2 separate regions of the Homo sapiens genome follow, and region 2 is linked to region 1. Evidence: chromatin loops called from intact Hi-C (ENCODE). Cell type or tissue: HepG2. All regions are shown on one strand. Each heading gives the region's core, and the rest is flanking DNA. Links, peaks and the distances in the headings are about the cores only. Region 1 overlaps LOC105373640 (a long non-coding RNA gene). Region 2 has its middle 170 kb from the start of LINC01853.

Region 1 (2,814 bases), core at 300-2,799:
CGAGCTACTACTGTCCAGGAAGGGGGCAAAGCTACCAGAGGGCATCCCACCCCTACAATTGACACAGCTCTCTTATGTTCCTGGTGCCCTCTAATATATAAAAGCACTCTCTGCTAAACACAAATCATTTACTACTTGTCAACTCTTCCCTTGACTATTTTAAGGGCCTAATGAAATGAAACTTATGCGTGAAGAAAAGAGATTCATAATACGGTTATTTCAAGAATACAGAAAACAGCCACACACCCCTCAGTGCTGATGCAGCACTCTACCTTGCCAGTCTCTTTCTGGGTTATATTAAAACAAATACGGTTCCAGGATTCTCTCTACGAGCAACCTAGAATACATAAAGAAAAAAGATACGGTGTTGCCACACCCTAAAGGCCCCAGTAACCTCTACACACCATGGTCCTTCTCAAAGTTTACACTTATCTTACTTAACTATGTTTTCTCCTGAGAAACCTGGAATGTTACAGAGCTGGAAACGACATCAACTAATCTATATACTTTATTTTATACTAGAAGGAACTGAATCCCAAAGTCATTAAATGAGTGGTTTTAGGTCACACACAGGTTTGATGATGAAAGAGGGTACTACCCAATTTTGCCATTATCACTGCAGTATAAAGGAGGGTATCTGTACATATGTATATCACCATCTTTAGGTCAGTAGATTACCCATTTCTTCTTATTCACATGAGAACAGCTTGTTAGAAAACCCTTAATTGTTGTATTTTCTTTTTCTTAATTCATGCTTCTGTAATCTCCTGAGACTGGTTTAGAGAGAATACAGAGCTTACAGACAAGTCTTAAGAGTGTGATTTCTTTAATGTTTACAGTCTTATAATGCAATGGGTATTAAACCGTAATTACCAGTATTTTTAGGTTGATAAAAAACACATTTTTGTTGAAATATTGTGAAATTTATGGAAAAATAGATTATTATTATATTCAAGGTTTTTAACACATTTTCCAGCTCTTACTTTTGGTCATTTTTTTATTTATTTTTATTTTTAAAATCTCTTAATCATCTACCTATTTTTTCATAACATTTACAATATTTCACCAAAGTATATTCCACTCAGTCTTAAATGAGAACCTGAAACTAAGTACAAGTTAAAAGAATGGCATGACTGTGTCATACTCATATGAAGAAGAAAGTGTAGATATATAGTCATTAGTTTGGGGACTGTGAAAAATATAAGTTTTATTAAGTATTGTTTTGTCTTTTCAAAAAACAATGTGTAATTCTCAGTCCGAAAAATTTCCACTGATGAAATATATATTCTGTAAAAGGTTAAAGTTAAGGATAATGTAAAGCATAAGAGTTTACTGCCATCTTGTGGAATGTTTGCTGTTACATTCTGAAATACCTTTTTCTCCTTTATTGTCAAGAATGTCATTTTTTTGTTACTATTAGTTACAAAATGATTTGAGAGGTCCCCAAGAACTAACCAGAACTAATACTTATCTATAAAACAAGACATGAGAGGACTCATATGCTTTGCATCACGGAGATTTTTGATTCATATAGCTTACTACCCCTTGTTTCCAGTCATTTGCTCATCTACTTTTCCTGTTGAGTGAATTTAGCATTTAATTTAATATATTTTACTTATCAAGGATTCAGAATGAGAGAAATACAATATTAGAGTGTTGACTGACACAGAAAAGAGCAAAGAACATATTCTGCTCTTGGACATTTAGTCCAGCCCAGGCATCCAGGACAATTGTCAATAAGGTAGGTCCTTACTAACAAAATTTGGTACTGGGATCAGCATTACCTGGGACATTTTAAGAACTGAAAAGACCTGGACCCCATTCCAGCCCTACTGAATCAAAACTTTCATTTTTTACAAGATCCCCAATTGATTCGCACGCACAGTAAAATTTGAATTGTACTAGCATTGACCACCATGTGTCATTCCATTTACACTTTTATTATAGCACAATATGCACACACACACACGCACACACACACACATACACACACCCCACAGTTGCTTGGAGATGTGGGAAAAGCCAAGCATCAAAACACTTGGATTCAAGTCCATGTTATTTAATTTGTGCATCTGAGTTTAAGCCCGAGAATTTAATTTTTGTGGACCTGAGATTTTTCATCTGTATCATAGAGAAAGGTGTTCCAAGGTGATTCTAATGTCCCTTCTCATTCTAAAATTCTTTGATTTACTATTTATGCATCAGTTGTTAATTTAGTTAAATATCCATGCATCATTTATTCATGCATCAGCAACTTTATTGTTTGTCTCAGTAATTCTGATTGCAGCCCAATGATTAAGTTTTAAATTCACAGCTGGCAAGCTGGTGGCCCAGCAGACATGTTTTGTCTACTAAGAAAAGTATTTAAAATTTTTGAAATTATTGCCGGGTGCGGTGGCTCACGCCTGTAATCCCAGCACTTTGGGAGGCCGAGGAGGGCAGATCACTGGATCAGGAGATCAAGACCATCCTGGCCAACGTGGTGAAACCCTGTCTCTACTAAAATTAAAAAAAAAAAAAAATTAGCCGGGCGGGGTGGCGCAGGCCTGTAGTCCCAGCTACTCGGAGGCTGAGACAGGGGAATCGCTTGAACCTGGGAGGCGGAGGTCGCAGTGAGCCGAGATTGCACCACTGCACTCCAGCCTGGTGACAGAGCAAGACTCCATCTCAAAAAAATTAAAAAATTGAAATTATTTACCAACATTTAAAAAAAATCATTATTTCACATCAATGCTATGGATTTTCTGCTTCTCTTCAAAAATCAAAACACCTGTCCAAGCTCACACTTCCACATGGAAACAATTACCTATGGCT
Region 2 (2,814 bases), core at 308-2,807, 1.0 Mb before region 1:
TTGCAAAGGTATCCTAGATTTTTGCAGTGCCTCTCATCCATCTTTCTTTCTTTCTTCCTTCCTTCCTTTCTTTCTTTCTTTCTCCCTTTCTCTCTTTCTTTTTCTTTCTTTCTCTCTTTCTTTCTTTCCTTTCTTCCTTTTTTCCCTCTCTCCCTCCCTCCCTTCCTTCCTTCCTTCTTTCCTTCCTTCCTTCCTTCCTTCCTTCCTTCCTTCCTTCCTTCCTTCCTTCTTCCCTTCTTGCTTTCTTTCCTTTCCTTTTTCTTTCTTTCAGTGATCATAGCTCACTGCAGTCTTCAATTCCTGGGATCAAAAGATCCTCCCCCTTCACCCTCCTGAGTAGCTGCGACTACAGGTGCACCACCACACCTTGCTAATATTTAAGTATTTTTGTAGAGGTGGGGGTCTCACTGCTGCCTCAGCTTGTCTTGAAGTTCTGGCTTCAAGTGATCCTCCTGCTTCAGCTTCCCAAAGTGCTTGGATTCCATATCTCTTTCTTAATGATAATACCATATGCTGTACTCAGCATACATGTCTGTAGATACATGATTTGAATGCTAACATGTCTCTGTTGAAAAGTAGATAAATTTTATAAACTTTCATGCAGGATAAAAGCCCGGCATTAGTTCTGTTGAATGCCTACCTTATTTTTACATTATCCAAGAAAACTGGTCAAAATATATTTGACCAATATATTCCTAAATATTAGCTTATACCAATAGGAAATTAATGGACTTCTGTCTATAAAGTGGCCCTTAACAATTGAACTAAGCATTAAGGAGTATTTTAATAAAAAAAGACACCGACATAGTTCCATTAGGTTATGGAGAGGAATGATGGAACAAATTTTTGTGACAAATTATTCCATTGTTTATGCCTTATATCTTATCACAAACATGAGATTGCTTTATTTTACAAATATATATTATGTAACATTAGATTTGCAGTTCCACGTATTTTCTAAAAATCACCATCATCATTGTCATCATTTTTTAATACTTGAAGTAACCTTAATTTGCATAAATTTCTATGCATAGCAGTAGTCATCACTATAACCTTCTTTTGTGCTAATGAAGCTCTAGGCTTTAGGAAGCATGTAGGAAGTTCCTAAGGAAACACACTTGGGATCAACATTTGTGGAAGAGAGAGGATGAAACCAGGATTGAGAAGAGGGAGAAACAGAGCCATGGTGTAGCTCCCAAAAGACCTTAGCTGACATCCTAAGGAACTCTGGAGCTTGAAGTGGACTTCAGAGTTGTCCTGAGTTAGGGAAAGGGGGCTTTACTTCTATACCTCAAATTGACCAATGACTAGATGTTACTTGTCCCAAAGAATTTTTCATCTTGAGTGTGGTAGGTAGGCAATCCCTAGGGAGGGCTGACAGCAGAGGGCAGTCTTCCAGCAGCATTTCTAGCAGTTACGGATATAAATCCTTCATTTCTGATAAGAGGTGTTGATGGCACATGACAGCATCCTCCTCATAATCAACAATAATGATTCCACATATTGGGATGCTTCCGACATCTGTCAGTTATAGGGCCTGGACTTGAGGAAGCCCTCTCCTGATGCTAAACATGAGACTATCCAGTGAATCATTAACATATGGGATGATGAAATTAGGACTATTTAAATAAGAAATACAAATAACCAACTTCTTTGGAAAATGATGTTCTTAGTTTATTTTACAAAGATGCACGTGTGAACGTGTTTTATCAGATTAATTTGTTGGCATATTGAAAAGGCTGAGAGTAGGCATTTAAAGGAAGAGGAACAAAAAACGTAAATGTCAGTGGAAGATAGGTTATCACCAGCTTCATTTTATAAAAGCAGCAAGTTTGAACTGAAATGCAATGTTTTCTTAATCAGTCCCATCATTTAACTGCTAAGAAAAAAGAAGCACCAATATCTCACTGCCTGCCCATAATAGGTAGAATAATGGCTCTCCAAATATGTCCATGCCCTAACCCTCAGAATTTCTGAGTGTGTTACTGTAAATAGCAAAAGGACTTTGCAAGTATGGTTAAGGTTACAGACCCTGAGACAGGAAGATTTTTCTAAATTATCCCGATAGGCCCAATTAAATCATAAGAACCCTCAAAAGCAGAGAACTTACTCCAGCTAATCAGAGACGTGAGATGAAAGAAAAGATTTGAAGAGTGGAGGTACTCTTCCCATGGTTGCTGGCCTTGAAGATGAAGAAAAGAGTGACAAGCCAAAGAATGCAGATGTCTCTAGAAGCTAGGGACAGACTTGGCTTGTAGACAGTAAAGAAGTGAACTGAATTCTTCCAACAACCCAAACTTAACAAAGATAAAAATTTTGCTTAAAATTCTTTTCTCCAAAAAGAAACAGCCCTGCTGATTCCTTGATTTTAGCCCAGTGAGATCCATGTTGGATTTCTCACCCACAGATAACTAAGAAAATAGATTTGTTGCATTTAAGCTACTAAGTTCGTTGTTACTTGTTACGGCAACAATAGAAGGATAATACAGATTTCTTACGTTACATTTCTTTAAAACTGAAAATTTCTTGAGACAGTCCAGTGAGATGGAGAAAATTTAAGGTGGTGGGTTGGATGGATAGGAACAATAGGAGAAAATACAAAGAAGGAATATTAAAATAAGAAGGTACTGTTTAGGCTGGGCATGGGGGCTCACGCCTGTAATGCCAGCACTTTGAGGGGATGAGGTGGTCGGATCACTTGAGGTCAGGAATTTGAGACCAGCTGGCCAACATGCAAAGTACAAAAATGAGGTAGGCGTGGTGGCAGGTGCCTGTAATCCCAGCTACTCGGGAGGCTGAGGCAGGAGAATCACT

What was found. A loop is a pair of places that touch in the nucleus more often than their neighbours do. Peaks named below come from ENCODE experiments on the same cell type or tissue, not always from the same donor. Only the 100,000 strongest peaks of a DNase experiment are listed, where the experiment ranks them.
Region 2: it touches region 1 in a loop (12-fold over the local background); 3 of 110 quality-filtered maps call a loop at or near these places.

Annotation. Positions count from the first base shown.
Region 1 is chr2:138,921,688-138,924,501 of GRCh38, reverse strand. The region is part of intron 2 of LOC105373640 (a long non-coding RNA gene); the gene reads right to left. Among named protein-coding and RNA genes, the nearest start is that of NXPH2, 140 kb to the right of the region's middle. In HepG2, for the core only: a CTCF peak has its summit at 1,343 (motif pointing left); a DNase peak (open chromatin) is centred at 1,341.
Region 2 is chr2:139,945,475-139,948,288 of GRCh38, reverse strand. No RefSeq gene overlaps it. Among named protein-coding and RNA genes, the nearest start is that of LINC01853, 170 kb to the left of the region's middle. In HepG2, for the core only: a CTCF peak has its summit at 1,387 (motif pointing right); no DNase peak of the experiment used is centred there.